Linked DNA regions of Homo sapiens: region 1 is linked to region 2. A link is an interaction called in ENCODE POLR2A ChIA-PET data of the cell type or tissue named here. Cell type or tissue: Panc1. All regions are shown on one strand. Links, peaks and the distances in the headings refer to the core of each region. The heading gives the core; the rest is flanking DNA. Region 1 overlaps RAB20 (RAB20, member RAS oncogene family). Region 2 overlaps COL4A1 (collagen type IV alpha 1 chain).

Region 1 (4,392 bases), core at 293-4,292, 320 kb after region 2:
TCATCTGCACCGAGAGGTGAGGATAACACCAAGCACACAAAGTGGATGCCGGAACAATGGACAATGCCAGAAGGCACTGAGTGTGATGTCTGGCACCCAGAAGCATGATAAATGCCTGCTGCTCTCACAGCCCAGGGCTCCAGCCAGGTAAGGGCTGGGTCCCTACAGAACCCAGAGGCCTGAACATGTGTGTGATGATTCCAAACTTCCCAGGCCAGTTTTTCATAGGACACTACCCTGACTTCCTTGCAGAACCCTAGCAGTAGGTAGCTGAGCTATTTCAGAGGCTTAAGACCAGTGTGCGGAGAGCGGTTAGGCCAGAGGGAGGAAAGACATCCGTTGCCATCAACATCTTGTGAGTCCACAAAACAAATCAGCAAATATTTACAAAATGCTTTGCTTGGAGCTACAAGCTTAGCTTGGTCTGTGTTAGAATATAAGCTACTAAAAGTTAAGTGTGTTGATTTGTATCAGCTTGGGTTAAGCAGGAAGGAATATTTCAGACAAAAGCTGAATTCTTGAATGCAGATTCATTTTGCCTGTGCCCTTTGGCATTTCCGAATTTCTAGCTTCTTCAGCCCTGAATCTGGAATCCAGGGAACTCACCACTGTGTCTTTTCATCCACGGTTCCTAGCTCATGATTCTTACAGCCATTGTTACAATCTATTGTTATAATGTTGGGTGCCTTAGGCCTCAGGAACAAAATCTTTCTCTCTGACCTTCTCCTGTCCTCCTTTCACCTGGCCCAGGCCGGACTCTAATCTGATTGTGGGTCATTAGACCCTCCTTCCAGAGAGGGTCCTGCCCCATACCCTAGAGGAAGGAATGCTGCAGAGAGGCCTGGGGAATCTGAACAGACAGGCCTTGCTGGGCTTAGACTGCACCCTTTTTATCCAATCACACTTTTTTAAATTTTTTTTTTTTTTAATTGAGATGGAGTCTTGCTCTGTTGCCCGGGCTGGAGTGCAGTGGCACAATCTCAGCTCACTGCAACCTCTGCCGCCTCCTGGGTTCGAACGACCCTCTTGCCTTAGCTTCCTGAGTAGCTGGGACTACAGGCACGCGCCACCAAGCGCAGCTAATTTTTGTATTTTTAGTAGAGACAGAGTCTCGCCATGTTGGCCGGGCTGGTCTTGAACTTCTGCCCTCAAGTGATCTACCCTCCTCGGCCTCCCACACTGCTGGGATGACAGGCCTGAGCCACCACACCCGGCCTTTCCAATCACATTTTGACATGATGCCCATGCCTCAACCACAGACAACCAATGAAGTCTCCATAAGAAGCCCAGAAAACAGGGTTCAGGGAGCTCCCAGAAAGCCGAGCACATGGAGGCCAACAGGAAGGTGAAGAAGAACTCACCCCCATGCCACAAGGGCACCCCAACTCTGTGGCACCCCAACTCCATGGACCCCAACTCTGTGGCACCCCAATTCCGTGGCACCCCTTCCAGACCTTGCTCCATGTGTCTCTTCATGCGGTTGTTCATTTGTATCCTTTGCAATATCCTGTCTAATAACTAGTAAACAAACATAAGCAACCGTTTCCCAGCAAATTAATTGAACCCAAAGAGGGGGTCGTGGGAACCCCCACCTGAAGCCGGTGGATCAGAAATTCCAGATGCCTGGAATTGCAACTAGGGGGAAGGAAGGGGTGGTCTTGTGAGACTGAGCCCTCACCCTGTGGTATGAGACGCTACCTCCGGGTAGATAGTGGCAGAATTAAACTGGAGGACACCCAGCTGGTATCCACTGCTCGCTGTGTGGGAAAAACCCTACACCTTTGCTCACAGGAGTTTCCTGTGTCAATGATGGCTGTGGCGCTGTGAGAGCAGAGGAAAAACTCGGGTTTAGAGTTTTTTCCTGAAACACATTCCCGAGGTATCTAGTGGATCTGCCTTCTCCTTGCCACCTTCCAGAGTCTTATGTTTGCTTTTAAGATAAAATCCAAGGTTTTGGGCTGTAATTAGAGGGAAGAGTAGGGGAAAATACATCTTTTCCAACTTCCCAGAAACACAGTCCTGGTATGTTAGTCTTTTTAATAGATTTGCAATGATATTGAACTCAAAAGAAATCAAGAGCTACTAAAGAAGTTTTTTAGGATACCATATAATTAATGTCCCAGACCCACAGTTCCCTACCACGCACACAATGGCCTATTGTATCACAGCACTCAGGACAATGATATTTCCACACTAATTTTATCATTCAGGGTCAATACATCGCTAAGAAAATGAAACTGCTAATGTCAGTCTGTGAATTTTCCCCACTGCTTTCAAAAGTTTCCTTCAGCAAAAACTTAGTTTCAAAAATATCACAGAGCAAAACATTACATTCTATGGAAAACTCCAAGTGAGTAAAACCCAAGGAGTTTATAAATCCAAGGAAAGAAAAAGAGATCAGAAAAACAGACAACCAGCAGTATGTACTATGGGGTGCAAGGTCACTTTGTAGCAGTTTGGTGGAAGGAGGAATTCTTCCCTCTGCTACAAAGACCAAGAAATGCTTCACTGAAAGATGGGATAAAATTCAAGCTGGGCATGGCCAGAGACGCTGTAAGCACCTGTGAGAACCGAGCAAAGACAGGGCACACAGGACGAACTGCAAATCGTACATCAGGGCTCAAGTGCCAGCAGGCAGATAAGAGGAGTGATAAGCTGGGGAGTGCTGGAGGGGCTCTGAGCAGGGAAGGTGACCAGATCCAGGAGGCCTGGCAGAAAGACCCCTCAGTGAGGTGCAGAAGAGACAGCACCAGGGAAGCCAGGGTTGAAACGAAGCTGGAACCTGCCTGGGCCAGCGTTCGCGGCCAGCTGGACCATGGAACTCTGTCGTCGCAGTGATGAATCCATTATCCTAAGAATCAACAGCTGTTTAGGCGTGTGTGTTTGTACGTGTGTGTATGTTTGTACAAAATTTATTTTTCTTGGAGAGGGATGTTATATGAAGTCTCAATACAGAAAGAAGGGCAATTTGATCTGGCATCATAAATTTTCAGCCAGGCATGGTAGCTCATGCCTGTAATCTCGGCACTTGAAGAGAACAAGCAGGGACGATATCTTGAGCCCAGGAGTTCAAGACCAGCCTGGGCAACATACTGAGACCCCTGTCTCTACAAAAAAAAAAAAAAAATACAAAAATTAGCTGGGTGTGGTGGTGCTGTAGTCCCAGCTGAGAGGTGGGAGGACTGCTTGAGCCCACGAGGTCAAAGCTGCAGTGAGCCAAGATCACAGCATTGCATTCTAGTCTGGGTGACAGAAGACGACCCTGTCTCAAAAAATAAATAAATAAATAAGACGGGCGCGGTAGCTCACGCCTGTAATCCCAACACTTTGGGAGGCCACGGTGGGTGGATTGCTTGAGGTCAGGAGTTCAAGACTCGCCTGACCAACATGGTGAAACCCTGTCTCTACTAAAAATACAAAAATTAGCCGGGCATGGTGGTGGGCACCCATAATCCCAGCTACTCGGGAAGCTGAGGCAGGAGAATCACTTGAACCCAGGAGGCAGAGGTTGCAGTGAGCCGAGATCGTGCCAGTGCACTCCAGCCTGGGCAACAGAGTGAGACTCTGTCTCAAAAAAAAAAAAAAATTAAAAATAAATAAATAGGGCCAGGCGCAGTGGCTCACGCCTGTAATCCCAGCACTTTGGGAGGCTGAGGCGGGTGGATCACAAGGTCAGGAGATCGAGACCATCCTGGCTAATATAGTGAAACCCCGTCTCTACTAAAAATACAAAAAATTAGCTGGGCGCGGTGGCGGGCGCCTGTAGTCCCAGCTACTCAGGAGGCTGAGGCAGGAGAATGGCGTGAACCCAGGAGGCGGAGCTTGCAGTGAGCCAAGACCATGCCACTGCACTCCAGCCTGGGGGACAGAGTGAGACTCCATCTCAAATAAATAAATAAATAAATAAATAAATAAATAAATAAATAAAAATTTCTATTTCTCCAGAGAGCTTAAAGATAACAAAGCATGAAATTGTCTCCCAAAGGCATTCAGTGTGACTCAGGTGCTCGTTAACAAACACAGTTGACCTTAATTAAGTTTCTCCTGAACCACAGTGCACTAAAGAGCCTGCAAGGTCCCCTGGCACCCCAGGATTCCCAGGCGCCACTCCAGGAGGCTGTGGGCCGAGCCTCCCAGCGCACACTGCTCGCAAGCGGCCACTGTGCTCTGCAATCTCCGAGTATAATGTCGCTTTGTCCACTCCTGCTGAGGCCAGGACAACCAATTAATTCTCTTTCCCCCATCTTAATACCCACATTCATATTCAGGCCACTGTTGCTGGTCAATAAAGCAGAGGGACTCTACAAATGAGGCCTTGCACCCAGAAGGCACCTGTTCGAAGTCCTCAGTAGAGGTGACCATGTGGACCCACATGTGCCTGGGGTTTTGCAG
Region 2 (4,383 bases), core at 384-4,383:
ATCTGCTTCCAGGGGCTTTTCTAGGGTACATTGTTGATATTTTACCCTTGAATTCAGGCATATTTTTAAAAAAATTCATTGTTTTCAAAGAACTATCAAAAAAGACAAAAGTAGGTGAATGTGGGAACGCACACTGATCACATGGATTCTCACGATTCCTCTGCCAGATGATGATTCATGTGCGGTATGTGGAAATAGGAAATAGGGGACATCTGGAAAAAAATCTTGGCATTGCAAACGCCAGACAAAACACGGAAAAGGAAAAGAGAATGTATTCTATTAACCCATTTAGCCAGCCAACGGGAGGGGAGGGAAGACACCCTCGGGTCCTGCAGATGAGCCTGAGTGTCAAAGTCAGATACTTTGGGGGGTGGAATCCATTAGATGGCAAAAACGAAGTGATATCTCACGCATGTTCCCCTTTGAATAATAGCTAGACCAAGCAAGGCTGGCCGATGGGAGGGAGGAGTCTGGACGTTGGTAAGTACACGCACATTGGGAAAAGCTGTTGGCAACAAAAACTCGCAGCGGTATTTGGAAAAGTTGGGGAGTTGAAGAAAAGGAGAGTCGTTTTCCTCACATTTTAAGGGGTAATGATTCCGGAAATGGATGATAAAACCACAACGTTGATTAGAAATTTGGATGGAAACTGCAGGCAGACCTCCCAAGTGAGCCCATCTCATTTTCCCTCCACCAAAAGCATCCAAAAGCTACAAACACTACCTAATGGCCCTGCCAAGATTCTCAAAACATTCTAACATCCCTTTAATTTAGGTCCTGGGAGCGCTTCTGTCACGGATGGAACAGGTCCATTTCTCTGGGTTTCCAGGCTTCACCTGCGGATTGCAAATACTTAGCTGGATGGGGATCCATGTCTATGTCTTTCTATCCATGGATCTGTCTAGAGCTGAGCTAACAAGCACATTTTCCTCACACTTATTGCAACTTCAAAATGCAGCTGCTATTCACATGACACGCATATGTCCCTACATGTGACATTTTAAGTTGCTTAAGTGCTCTTATGTACAGTATCCCCCATTCAGTTCTTTTAGCAACTCTGGGGAATTTCCAGGTCAGGGCATAACTTGGTCAAAACAACTTGGTGAAAAACAGTGGGTAGATGGGGGAACTTACACTAGAATCAAGGTTTTATCCACCGATCCACTCTTTCACAAAGGCCGTTCCTGGCTTCAGAAATAAAAAGGGTCAGAGGCTCGGTACAGTGGCTCACGCCTGTCATCCCAGCACTTTGGGAGGCCGAGACAGCAAATCTCTTGAGGTCAGGAGTTCCAGACCAGCCTGGCCAACATGGTGAAACCCTGTCTCTACTAAAACTACAAAAATTAGCCAGGTGGGGGGGTACACGCCTATAATCCCAGCTACTTGGGAGGCTGAGGCGTGAGAATCACTTGAACCCAGGAGATGGAGGTTGCAGTGAGCCGAGATCGTGCCACTGTACTCCAGCCTGAGTGACAGAGTGAGACTCCATCTCAAAAAAGAAAAAGAAAAAAACAGGGGGGCGTTCAAATAAGTGTGGGGAACTGTATATGACGCAGCACCCACGGAAGGTCCAGATGATACACTATCTTATTACAGGCTCTGAGACATCCCAGGGCAAAACAACAAATGTCCATTTAACCTGAACTCAGTTTTCCCCAAACGCCTGTGTCCTTGGAACCTCTTCCCGTTTCCATCCCGGAGGAAACATCTGTTGACATCCTAAAGATGGTCTGATGATCATATTTTGGGAAAGGCTAAACTAGACACTATTGTCTCTCAGGAATATTCAAAACATGTATAAACAAAGGCATTCAATTGATCTCAAAAAATTAGTAATCTCAAATATGCTTAATGCACTACCTAAACAAAGCTTATATTTATTTTTTAAATCCCCCTAGTATTGTACACTAAGGAACACTTTTTAATGCGTTTTGATTTTATGGTATATATTTCACACCTTATAAGTAAGAAAATTGAATTTCTTTTTAAATAGACTAGATTTGAAATTCTCACTAAGTCAAATCTGGCACAGTGCGTCTCACATATTAAGTACTTAATAAATTACTGTTATTATTAATAACTCACCATTATTAGTTCAAATGAATGAACTTATCCAAAGTTTCAAAGAGTCTACACAAAAATATTTGCTTTCATGTGCTTGAGTAAAGAATTTAGTATCTAAGAAGCATAACACCTTTAACGTTTAAAACAATGGTTAATATAATTTATAGGAAAAATTTTTTAATATTCTGTTAAAAACAGCAATAAAAGAAAGAAGATGCCGGGCGCAGTGGCTCACGCCTGTAATCCCAGCACTTTGGGAGGCTGAGGCGGGCGGATCACAAGGTCAGGAGATCGAGACCTTCCTGGCTAACAGGGTGAAACCCCGTCTCTACTAAAAATACAAAAAAATTAGCCTGGCATGGTGGCGGGTGCCTGTAGTCCCAGCTACTTGGGAGGCTGAGGGAGGAGAATGGCGTGAACCAGTGAACCCGGGAGGTGGAGCTTGCAGTGAGCTGAGATGACGCCACTGCACACCAGCCTGGGCGACAGAGTAAGACTCTGTCTCAAAAAAAAAAAAAAGAAGATATGCAAGAAAGATAATCATACAAGAAGGTAATTATTATTCTTTAATAATTACTGGAGATGCAAATATATTCTACACAGATACTAGGAATAACAAGGAATAACAGGAGAAGAGCCAGTCCATCTATCTATATGGTGGAATATTTAAAGCACTCTGTCCTTGTATATTTTAATTTCATAATGAAAACATGGCTAAAACTATGTCTATTGTTACCCATGTGTAAATTAGAGGAAAGATCATGGAAATAAATATATTTATAAATTGAAGATTATTGAATTCTCCAAAAATACAAATAAAGTACAGTCCCTGTCTCAAAAAGGAATTTCATCTAAGATTTAATTACAACTATGAAAATACCCTAAATTTATGATCTTAGGAAAAAGTGAGTCCCATACCTTAAAGGTAATGTTAGATTCTAAGGCACTTTGACAATTGTTACAATATAGCACAAAAACGACTAGAATGTTGTAGATGATGTGTTTAAAACCAGCATGCAAGCTCAAGCCTAAACTCCTTATCACGTAGACATTGCAATGTCTCTGGCAATGGGAGCTAATAAAAAACAATCAATGTAAAATGGCACATCTAATTCAACAGACTGGAAAATCTGTCCTCTTCTCTTCTTGTATTTAGGTATTAGATTTATGGTATTCCTTACAGATAATATTTTTCTTCTTATTTTGTATGTCCTTGAGAGAAATATACTAAGAGTGCTCATTTTGCATCTCTCAAAGTGCCCAGCAAAGTAACAACTGAAAAACATGCGTTGATTAATTAATCATGTATCTAAGGATTGACAGACACAATCCCTCTCCAGCTCTAAGTAGCCTGTGAAAAGGGAAAAGAAGATGCCTCTTCCAGATGTGGAGGAGGCAGAGGCACAAGTCGATGATCCTGAGTCAAAGAGAGGACGTGTGAGAAGCATGGCCATGCCCACGTCCTGGGTAATCGCGGAGACACAGTGAAGACGACCAGCCTTCAAACAGAGGAAGGAGCTCCTTGTGGAGCGGACTCTACACCAGGATTTCCGAAAGGCAGGGGCTGTGGGGTGACCCAGTGCTCACGCTGGGGGTGTTTCTGCAGACCTCTCACAGGCCTGAAACAGGCTTACTTCAAAATGCCTTCCCCTTAGAGAGGTTTTATTCCTAATGCACAGGGAAAAGCAATCCAGAATGGGGTGGGATGCATATTTTGATGGGCTGGGCACCCCTAACCTGTCTCAGGAGGGGACAATGGGGCAGGAGTGGCTGCTGACTGGCTGACCTGCCCCTTGTCACACACAGGGGCTCGCTGTGGGTTAGTTGTTGAACCGGGCTGGAGGCCCACGTTGACTCCTGTAGAACAGGAACTGGGAGGTCTGCCCAGGGCCCCAGAGGAGTAGGCTCATTTCTTTGTGGTCCTCCAGCAGTCCTCCCCGTCCCGACCCGTTAGAGAAAGGCTTCAGAAGGCTTGCTGTCCTTGGCAGGTGGCCTGGGGCGCAGTGGGTCCGCCACAGAGTCAGTAAGAGGAAAGGAACTTGCTCAAGACTTCGGATATTCTGAGCCGTGTCTTCAGCTGGCCCGACTCCCTCAGATTAGGGTCTGCTTATCTGAAGGAGTAGAAACTGAGTCGTACTCTGGTTAGTGCCTGAATCCTGTTATTTGTCTTTTATTAGCTATAGAAGATGGGGTTAGTTCAGCGGTATTCCATCCAGGGTGAGTCTGCACCCCCCACCCCCCGCCAGGAGACATTCAGCAACAGCTGGAGATATATTTATGTCACGACTGCTGGGGTGGGGGTGCTCCTGGCATCCGATG

What was found. Peaks named below come from ENCODE experiments on the same cell type or tissue, not always from the same donor. Only the 100,000 strongest peaks of a DNase experiment are listed, where the experiment ranks them.
Region 1: POLR2A ChIA-PET joins it to region 2 with 6 read pairs; 2 of 35 experiments call an interaction of 5 or more read pairs at or near these places.

Annotation. Positions count from the first base shown.
Region 1 is chr13:110,548,808-110,553,199 of GRCh38, forward strand. All of the region lies in intron 1 of RAB20 (RAB20, member RAS oncogene family), which reads right to left. Among named protein-coding and RNA genes, the nearest start is that of RAB20, 11 kb to the right of the region's middle. In Panc1, for the core only: no CTCF peak of the experiment used is centred there; no DNase peak of the experiment used is centred there; H3K4me3 peaks cover 1,155 bases; H3K27ac peaks cover 2,523 bases.
Region 2 is chr13:110,233,090-110,237,472 of GRCh38, forward strand. The region is part of intron 2 of COL4A1 (collagen type IV alpha 1 chain); the gene reads right to left. Among named protein-coding and RNA genes, the nearest start is that of COL4A1, 72 kb to the right of the region's middle. In Panc1, for the core only: no CTCF peak of the experiment used is centred there; no DNase peak of the experiment used is centred there.